Regions from separate parts of the Homo sapiens genome. Here region 2 is linked to region 1. A link is a loop called in an ENCODE intact Hi-C map of the cell type or tissue named here. Cell type or tissue: Calu3. All regions are shown on one strand. Links, peaks and the distances in the headings refer to the core of each region. The heading gives the core; the rest is flanking DNA.

The links. A loop is a pair of places that touch in the nucleus more often than their neighbours do. Peaks named below come from ENCODE experiments on the same cell type or tissue, not always from the same donor. Only the 100,000 strongest peaks of a DNase experiment are listed, where the experiment ranks them.
Region 2: a loop joins it to region 1, with 5 times the contacts of the local background. A loop is called at or near these places in 2 of 110 quality-filtered maps.

Annotation. Positions count from the first base shown.
Region 1 is chr5:71,735,837-71,741,217 of GRCh38, reverse strand. No RefSeq gene overlaps it. Among named protein-coding and RNA genes, the nearest start is that of CARTPT, 19 kb to the right of the region's middle. In Calu3, for the core only: no CTCF peak of the experiment used is centred there; DNase peaks (open chromatin) are centred at 2,377 and 3,087.
Region 2 is chr5:71,660,294-71,665,674 of GRCh38, reverse strand. No RefSeq gene overlaps it. Among named protein-coding and RNA genes, the nearest start is that of CARTPT, 56 kb to the left of the region's middle. In Calu3, for the core only: no CTCF peak of the experiment used is centred there; DNase peaks (open chromatin) are centred at 854 and 2,294.

The sequences.
Region 1 (5,381 bases), core at 169-5,168:
AAAAAGAAACAAATGAAAGTAATTGCAATAATATATTATACTTTACTATATCTAAAATAATATTATTTTAGTAATATATTAAAATATTATTATTAATATTATTAACATGGAATCAATATTGAAATAATTATTAATGAGATTTTTTTCATAATATCCAGGATGCATTTTACACATTCAGAGGCTGAATTATCACTGGAAATCTTTGATCTCTATTTAGATTTTATAAAACTGACAGCTGAAAAAGTCATGGACATACTAAAATTGTTCCAAGCATACTTAAAAATTTTCCAATAACTACATTTCAGTATTTAAATTAAAATTAATTAGAATTAAATTAAATATTCAGTTCATCATTAATAGTAGCTGCATTTCAAGTACTCAGTAGCCACCTGTGGCCACAGTATTGAACAGCCATAGTCTTATAAGTTGGACATTTATATACTCTTTGCTATGGTTTGAATATGCCCCCCAAATTTTGTGTGTGGGGAACTTAGTCCCCAAATTCATAAGTCGATTGGAGGTGGGGCCTTTGAGAGATAATTAGGATTAGGTAAGTTCATCAAGGTGGGAACCTCATGATGGACTGATGGCCTTATAAGAAGAGGAAAGACCTGAGCTAACAGGCATGTGCTTGCCCTCTCACCACAGGATGCCCTCCGCCATGTTATGACACAGCAAAAAGGTTCTCACCAAATGCCAGTGCCATGCTCTCTGACTTCCCAGCCTCTAGAATCATGAGCTGAATAAACTTATTTTCTTTATAAATTACCCAGCCAGTGGTACTCTGTTATACCAACATAAAATGAACTAAGACACCCTTTTGACCCATTAATTCTACTCCCAAACAAATTCCCAATATCAGTAGTTGTCTGCAAGCATCAAAATATCTGGAGGGCTGGTTAAGACACAGATTTCTGTATCCCACCTCAGAGTTTCTGATTCAATGCGTCTGGTATGAGGTCTAAGAATTTGCATTTCTAACCGTTTCCCACATGATACCGAAACTGCCCTAAATGATGTGTATGAGAAAGTCTATTGCAGACTCTGTGATAGCGAAAGAATGGACTCTAATAGCAGAAGAATGGACTTTTGTAAAGGATGGTATAAACACACAATAGAATACTATACAAAACTGGAAACGATGTGTTGTCAAATAAAACAATAGGGATAAAACTTAGAAGTATAATATTGACGTTTTTAGTAAAGTAATTTCAAGAAGACTGCAGACAGTATGTTGCTCTTTTTATAAAACTCAGAAACAAATGATATATTATGTGGACATAATTTTTTAAAAAACTCTTTTATTTTAAAAAACAAAGGAATAAAAAACACAAAATTGGGAATAGTGGTTGCCTCCAGGGATAGAGGGGAGACATAAAGTTTAAACTAGATTCACGGATGTTCATTTTATTATTATGCTTTATAAATTATATACATGTCATGTTATTCTGAAGTATCATATATAACGGTAAAGAAAATAAAATAGAAAAATTAAAATTATACTATATATCACAGAATTTCAAATATATTTTAAAAATTCATGCATTTATAGATGCAAAGAAAAAATCTGGAAAACATAGAAGAATGTTAACAGTGCTTATTTCTGGGTTTTAGAGTTTGAATATGTTTTTTTCTTTCTCTATAAAATATGTTTTCTATAATAAACATGCAGTGCTTTATAATTAGACAAGTTTGTTTCTTTTTATCTTCACCACATATGGAATTCAATTTGCTATTCTCAGTTATTCCCCAAACCCTCTGTACATTTCTGTACTACCTCAGTACCAAACCTCAAAAATAATCCACTTCTATTATCTACAACATATGTCTTAGAGGCCTTTTTGTGTTTTCATTAATGTTAATAGCAACAAAGACAGCTGACTTTTATTGAGTGCCTACTATGTGTTCTTGTGTTCTGAGTTTTTAATGAATAAACTTGGTTAATTCTTACAAAAAAAGCTACGTACAATTATTCTTCTCATTTTACAAGTGTAGAAAAGGAGGTATGATGCTTACTTAAGCAGCTTGATTAAGTTGCTCCTCCCAAGCCATACCACTAAAAAGGTGGTTTCCCATCAATGGTATCAGTGAGGAGGAAAGCAAGAGTTTTCATTTCATAACTAAGTCCTGTTTTGTGGCACATTTTCTCAGAAATAACTTGGAGATATTTTCTACATACCAACCAAACGTGGGGAAAGGACTCATGGAAAATTTATTAGATTTCCTGATCTGATAAATTAAAACAAGCAATTGTAATTACTGCCAATGACAGAACTTCCTGACCAAAATCAATATCTGTCTCAATGAGTAGTGTTTGGCTATTCTCAGCCTAATCAAGACAAGCAGAAACCTGGATGACATCAGCAGTGGTCGGTCAGGGTCAAAAAAGCCTTCAGCTTCCTCAGGCCCCAGAGACTCCTACAATTTGGTTCACCTTTAAAGAAAAGAGCCCCAAATCCATTAACTGTGTTATTAACTGCTAGAGAAAGTTCTGTGACTGTTTCTCTCATTTTCTGTGTGCGTAGATATTTCATCTTTGATGCTGAGATAATCAATCATCAAAGTTGCAAAATACAATGGGAAATAGAAGTTGATTTTTTTTTTAAGCAGCATCATGCTGGGATACTGAGGCCCCCTCAGTTCACAGGTTTTGCTTTTCAATCAAAAGTGGCCTGAGTCATCACCAAGCAATTTATCTACTTTTATTTTAATAAAATCCTCAAATATATCGTCTCCTCTACCCAAGCCAGCACCAAGGCCCTTTGGGAGCTTCATGTTTCTCTCTTCTTTTCTCTCTTTCTACCTTTCTTATGCCTTAGTGATAACTTCAAGTCTTTAGAAGCCCCAACTCCTTCCAAATAAATAAATAAATAAATAAATAAATAAATAAATAAAGTCTACTTAATTTCATGTCAAGGAAGTAAGCACCTGCAAAAAACAAAATCGTAAATCCATAATGACAGAAAACTTGGGTATATTTGTGGGAGCCAGCCTGAGCAGTGGGGTTTGGGTCTGACCAGGTTCAGAGTGACCACGGAGGCCATTGAAAGTTGTGTTAGACCAAGCTGGCGGCTTGGCTCAGCTATCCGGAAGGGCAGAGCCACACCCCAGTCCAGTAGGTAAGGACAAGGGATTTGTCTAGGCAGAGAAACCAACACACAAACAATCCTTCTCATTAGACGAAAATCTATAACTTAGAACGATGAATCACCTACAGTCCTCACAGTTGGTTTGAGAGAGCAGTTTCCTCTCTAAGTAAAGCCTAGAGTCTGCCAGGATTTAAATAGAAAGGAACTCAGAAAAAAAAAAATCTTCAGGTGGAAGGAGCAGCAGAGCGCAGTAGTTATAGTCACAAGTTTTGGTTCAAATCCCCTTCGGACACTCACCAGGTGTGTGAGACTTTAAGTTCACTCACTGAACTCTTTCAGCCCCAGTTCCTTCATCTGTAAATATGAAGAAAGGATCTATGCCATACATTTTTTGGGATGATTAAATATGACCATGCATATGAAGTGCCTAGTTCATAAGAACTCTATAAGTAGTAGTTGCAAGGGTCAGCTGAATGAGGACTTCCTGTGTTGTACAACTTTAGAGAGCACCATTCATACAGAATTCAATGAGAACAGTACTCCGTGGAGTTGTGCAATATGGCAACCCCACAGCTAAAGCTGAGCTCTTATTCTTTTGCTGATACCCTCAGCCTCACAGATACTCTATTCTCCACCAACTTTCCTTTAAAATGCTGGCCTATTAAAGACATTTTTTTCTTCCTTTTCCATGGCACAGCTGAGAAACATTGAAATTTTCCAAAGAAATATCGCTAAAGACCAGCAAACAGTCCAAATATGAAATTAACTGTGCCATTTGGCCAGGCACGGTGGCTCACACCTCTAATCCCAACACTCTGGGAGGCCGAGGCGGGCGGATCACCTGATGTCAGGAGTTCGAGACCAGCCTGGCCAACATGGTGAAACCCTGTCTCTATTAAAAATACAAAAAATAGCTGGGCATGGTGGTGCACAGCTGTAATCCCAGCTACTCAGGAGGCTGAGGCAGGAGAATCACTTGAACTCGGGAGGCAGAAGTTGCAGTGAGCCAAGATCACGCCACTGCACTCCAGCCTGGGTGACAGAGCAAGACTCTGTCTCAAAAAAAAAAAAAAGAAGAGAAAACTGTGCCATTTGCAGTAATTTCAAAAATAATAAAGTATTTAGAAATAAATTTAAAGAGATGCAAAACTTGTACTCTAAGAATTACACAATATTATTGAAATAAATTAAGGAAGCCCTCAAAAAGTGGAAAAACAATCTACATTTATGGGTCAGAAGACACTGTTAAGATGGTAATGCTCCTGAAATTTATCTACAAATTCAGTGCAGTTGCTATCAAAATTCTAGCTGCTCTTTTTGCAGAAATTAACAAGATGATCTAAAATTCATGTGGACATGCAAAGCGTTCATAATGACTAAAACAATCTTGAAAAGAAGAACATAGTTGGAGGGCTCATACTTCCTGATTTCAAAATGTCCTGCAAAGCTACAGTAGTGAAGACAGTGTGACACTGGCATAAGTATATACATATAGATCAATTGAATAGAATTGAGAACTCAGAAATAAACACTCACTGGCCAGGTGCAGTGGCTTATGCCTGTAATCCCAACACATTGGGAGGCCAAGGCAGGCCTTGCTTGAGCCCAGGAGTTCGACACTAGCCTGGGCAACATGGCAAGACCTCATTTCTACAAAAAATACAAAAGTTAGCTAGGCATGGTGGTGTGTGCCTGCAGTACCAGCTACTCTGGAGGCTGAGGTAGGAGGATCACTTGAGCCTGGGAGCTGGAGGTTGCGGTGAGCTGAGATCATACCACTGCACTCCGGCCTGGGTGACAGAGCAAGAAGCGGCCTCAAAAAATTAAAGAGAGGAAGGGAAGGGAAGGGAGAAGAAAGAAAGAAAGAAAGAAAGAAAGAAAGAAAGAAAGAAAGAAAGAAAGAAAGAAAGAAAGAAAGAAAGAAAGAAAGAAAGAAAGAAAGAAAGAAAAGAAAAGAAAAGAAAAGAAAAGAGAAAGAAAGAAGGAAAGAAAGAAAGGAGAAAGGAAGGAAGGAAGAGAGAGAAAGAAAGAAAATATTTACATTTTCAGCCAATTGATTTTCAACAAGGGTAGCAAGACAATTCTGTGGGTAAAGAATAGTCATGGTGCTGGGACAACTTAGATACCCATTTGTAAAGAATAAAGTTGGACCCCTACCCCACACCTTACATAAAATTTAACTCAAGATAGATCATAGACTATAGTAGGTAGAACGATACCTTCCCCAAAAGATGTCCTAATCCCCAGAACTTATAAAATACTAAGCAACATATCTGGAAACAAAAGTGACTT
Region 2 (5,381 bases), core at 229-5,228, 76 kb after region 1:
ATTATTTTTCAGACAGGGGTCTCACTCTGTCACCCAGGCTGGAGTGCAGTGGCATAATCTCAGCTCACTGCAACCTCTTTCTCCCAGGCTCAAGTGATCTGCCCTCCCCAACCTCCCAAGTAGCTGGGACTACAGGCAAGCACCACCACACCTGGCTAATTTTTGTATCTTTAGTAAAGATGGGGCTTCACCACATTGGCCAGGTTGGTCTTGAACTCCTGAGCTCAAGCCATACATCCACCTTGGCCTCCCAAAGTGCTAGGATTACAGGTGTGAGCCACTGCACCTGGCCTAATACTCCCTTTTTTAAAAGTCTAGTCATGGTCGGCTGGAAATGAATGGGCAAGAATCCTCAGAGACCTAAACCCTCTGTTTAATCCACTAAGAAGTTACAACAAAGCCACCAGAGCAGAAATGACTCTGGAGATGATCCTTTGGAAGCAAAATGCCAGCTACTGTGATGGCCCATTATATAAAATCCTTGTCTTTGCTTGTTTGTTTTTGCTCTGATCTCATTTCTTTCCATCACCAGGGATCTCTTTAGAAATGTTTAGCTATCGGTACCCACTTCCAGCAGTTTGCCTGAAACGAGGTAGGTCAAGAAACCAAAATAAGGCCAACTTTTATCTGCGCTGTGAGCTCTATCAGGAAAAACTGTACACAATGTAAAATTTAAGATTTTAAATTCATGAAAGTGTCTTGAAATGAACAGTGCCCATTTTGAAATCTACTGATCTAGCCTTCCTCTGTGAAGTGATTCTCAGCTTTGACTGCACATCAGAGTCACTTGAGAGTGTTTTAAAAACTACTGATACCTGGGTCCTAACCTGAACAGGTCTGTTTAGTTCACCTGGCATGCAGCCAGGGCCTCAGGATTTTTTCTTTTTCTTCCTTTTTTTTTTTTTTTTGAGGCAGATTTCTTGCTCTGTCACCAGGCTGGAGTGCAGTGACATGATCTCAGCTCACTGCAACCTCCGCCTCCTGGGTTCAAGCGATTCTCATGCCTCAGCCTCCCAAGTAGCTGGGATTACAGGCATGCGCCACCACACCCAGCTGATTTTCATATTTTTAGTAGAAACGGGGTTTCACCATGTTGGCCAGGATGGTCTCAATCTCCTGACCTCATGATCCGCGCCCCCCAATCCGGCCTCCCAAAGTGCTGGGATTATAGGCGTGAGTCACTGCACCTGGTCAGGATTTTTCTTACTCAAAGTTTCTCAAGTGATTCTAATGTGCAGTCTGGGCTGTGAATCACTGATCTAAAAGAACACCTACTTACCGAGAAGTTAATACAAACTCACCCTTCCCTGAAAATGGGGGAGAGAAATGTACAATTACCTAGCAAATATGCAAGAATGATAATATCACAAAGCAGAAATTTATCTTAGGATCCTAACATTTTGGAGCTAGGAAGGAATTTAGAGATCATTGAGAGTGGTGGTTCTCAGAGCATGATCCCCAGACCAGCAGCATCAGTGTCAGGTGAAAACTTGTTAGCAATGCACATTCTGGGCTGGACGCAGTCGCTTCTAGCACTGTGGGAGGCTGAGGTTGGCGGATCACTTGACCTCAGGAGTTCAAGACCAGCCTGGGCAACAATTCGTTTATCATTCATAAGACCATCACTGTGGCCTTAAGGCTATACAAAAGCCACTTAAGACTACCCAAGAAGTCACTACATTCTGTCTCCTGGTATGATTGTCTTTAAACTATCCCCAGTGGTAGACTTTCAGATTTTTAGCCAGATTTCCAATTAAAAGTAACCTAACATCTTGCTCAGTGACATATTTCAGTGATCAAAACATTGCAATAAATTGAGTTGCCCTTGTGACGATTTAAACCCTTGATCCAGAAGCCCCACATGGCGGCGCATGCCTGTAAGCTACTCAGGAGGCTGGATGGCAGGATCCCTGGAGCCCAGGAGTTTAAGGCTGCAGTGAGCTATGATCATGTCACTGCATTCCAGCCTGGATGACAGAGCAAGCCCCTGTCTCAATCAATCATTAACTAATTTACATTTAAAAAATAAACATTCAATCCATCCTCACTGGGGATGGTGGTGAGAAGCCACAACCCTCCTCCTTTGAATGTTCTGTGTATTTGAGGACCAAAATTCTCAGTTTACTCTTCTGTCTATACCATCGTTCTTTCACCAAGTTTGAAAACATAGAGTGACTTACTGTAACCTCTGGCTTGCAGAAGAACATGTTGCCAGGTAGGGTTGGTTGCTACAAGCATTGAAACATGACTCTCCTAAATAAATCAATAAATAAGATTGTTGGAAGGATACAGATGCCTCTGACTCACAGATTCTCAGTAATCAGGGTTGTGCCAGGGACCCTGGAGCAGAGGTGAGTGAACGAACAGCTTCTTCAGGTCTACTTGAACTCAGTGTCATTCGTCTTCCATCTTTGTCTCTCTGCTAATGAGTCAAAGCACTTGAGAGAGTCCACCTGGCCAAGCCTCAACATGTGTCCAGCCCTTGGTGTCCAGGGCTCTTTGCTTGCCACACTGGCCAAGACTGTGCAGAACAGGAGAGGGGTAGTTCCCAAAGAGAATGAAAGTACAGTTACCAAAAGAAGACAGAGGGGTACCAAGAGGCTGAAGATAACCCTCAAGTCACTGACCAGATACTGCACCAGGCCAGGAGCCACGTCTTCTTATCTTTGTGTACCATCCCGAAGCCCGACACATAGTGAGCCCTCGGTAAATGTATGCTCATTTGAACAAAACAAGCTGTGACCAACTGGAGAATGGGTCTTCCTGGTAAATGATTGCCACCATGAGTCCCACCGAGCCCTGAGGTACATGCTTTCCTGTGGAATAAAAAAGGCTCTCAGCATACCCTATCTACCCTTCCCTCCAGTCCTCACCCCTCGGCCCACCTTCCCTAGCCATCCACTAGCAGAGAAAGAGGGAATCTGGAGAGGTGGAGAAAAGACTTAGGCATGTAGAAGGAGGGAAGGAAAACAATCACTGGGCCAGAAAGGCTGATTTTAATCCCCTCCCATCCTCCTCAGGTTCATACAGCGCGTTAGTAGCTGAACTAGAGCGAAACCGGTCCACACCCCGCCCAGTGTTCTCTCCACGACCGTGACCTCCCATGCATTAATGCTCAGTCTTCACAACTCGTTGCTAATGTGACATGGTCACTTAGACACAGCTTTTTTTTTTTTTTGAGACAGGGTCTCGCTCTGTTGCCCAGGCTGGGGTGCAGTGGCACGATCACAGTTCACTGCAGCCTTGGCCTCCCGGGCTCAAGTGATCCTCCCACCTCAGCCTTCTGAGTAGCTGGGACTACAGGCACACACTAGCATGCCTAGCTAATTTTTTATTTTTATTTTTTTGTAGAGACAGGGTTTCACCATGTTGCCCAGGTTGGTCTCAAACTCCTGGGCTCGCGCGATCTGCCTGCCTTGGCCTCCCAATGTGCTGGGATTACAGGCATGAACCACCATGCCCCAGCCTAGACACAACTTTTAACAATGAAAGAAAACATTGGTTTCTGCTAAACAATTTAATTCTATGGGAAGCTATTTCTGTATCTAAAAACACCACGGTAACCATTACATCCAGCAATAAATACCATAATATACACTTATAGAGCAAAACTTACCAACAAGTCTTAAAGGTCTGTGTATACTTTAACCTGTACACTTTTATCCAACAACACTATTGCTAAAAATGTATCCTAATAATCACAGATATGTAAAGAAACTAAACAGATGTTCACTGCAGCATTATCTGTAATGTGGGAAACCAGAAAAAACCTACAGGTACAACAATAGGGGAGTAGTTAAATCAAAGGGAGGATTCATGCACTGCATTATCGTGCAACATCAGAGTTATTGCAGAATATTAGGCTGGGTGCGGTGACTCACACCTGTAATTCCAGCACTTTGGGAGGCCAAAGTGGGTGGATCACCTGAGGTCAGGAGTTCGAGACCAGCCTGGCCAACATGGTGAAACCCCGTCTCTACTAAAAATACAAAAATTAGCTGGGTGTCGTGACGCGCGCCTGTAGTCCTAGCTACTCAGGAAGCTGAGGCAGGAGAATCACTTGAACCCCGGAGGCGGAGGTTGCAGTGAGCCGAGATCATGCCACTGCACTCCAGCCTGGGTAACAGAGTGAGATTCCATCTCAAAAAAGAAAAAAATTTGCAGAATATTAAATTTCATGTAAACAGGTCATTATATTTACAATACATTAAGTGAAATGCAGATTACAGAATAACATGTAGCACACAGCATTTTTGCAAAAAAAAAAAAATTCGTAAAGATAGAAAAAGACTAGTACACGAAAAATATTAATAGCAGTTATCTCTAGGTAGTGAGATTATGAAGCTTTTTTTTCACTTTATTTTCTTCACTTTGTCTTCCTAAATTTTCCGCAAGTAACATTGTTAGATTTTTAGATTACAAATAACTTTAAGACAAAAATTATTTCTAATTATCCGGTAGATAAAGGAATGTCATTAACAGTGCTGTGGCTGAAAAATGTTGAATACATTTTCTACAGGAACGTTTAAAATTAGTCTGAGTATTCTAAAATTCTACCTGTTTTTCTTCTGAGTTCACTTCTTACAATCAACACTTACTGAATTACACTTAAAAAAATTGTTTTTCTTGGTTGAGCACAATGGTTCATGCCTATAATTCCAGCACTTTTGGAGGCCAAGGCAGACGGGTCACTTGAGTCCAGGAGTTTGAAGCCAGCCTGGGCAACACGGCGAAAACACATCTCTGCTAACACAAAAATTACAAAATACAAAAATTAGCCGGACGTGATGGCATGTGCCCGAGTCCCAGCTACTCAGGAGGCTGAGGTGAGAGGATCACTTGAGCCCAAGGGGTAGAGGCTGTAGTGAGCCAAGATCACGCCACTGCACTCCAGCCTGGGCACTGGAGCGAGACCCTGACTCAAAAAAAAAAAATTTTTTTTTCTACTCCAGCTTACTTCTAACATCTGGTTCTGGGTATATTTTCCTTGCGATAACTTCTCTGTGAAATCATCACCTTCTAAGACCTTATTCTCCCTGAAAAATACTTCTCTTGCTTACCCTAAAAAGTAGCACAAACATGTGACTTGGTTTGTGAAAGACAAAGCTGCCAGACATATTGAACCACTGATCTCAGAAAACTAACAGCTGGGAAACAAAATCATCCCTGCCCTATGGTAAACTCTCCTCTAGGGTCAATTAAATGACTCCCTAGAATGCTAATGCACACATATTATGTGACTGGTATCATACTGAAATCTATATTGAAAGTCATGAAGCAGGTATCTTGAGCGAAGGCTTCTAAGAATTTTCAAAAGCTGATATGCAAACAAAGTATTCAGTCATGATGATGTTACAGGCAGCGAGCACACATCCCAGTTC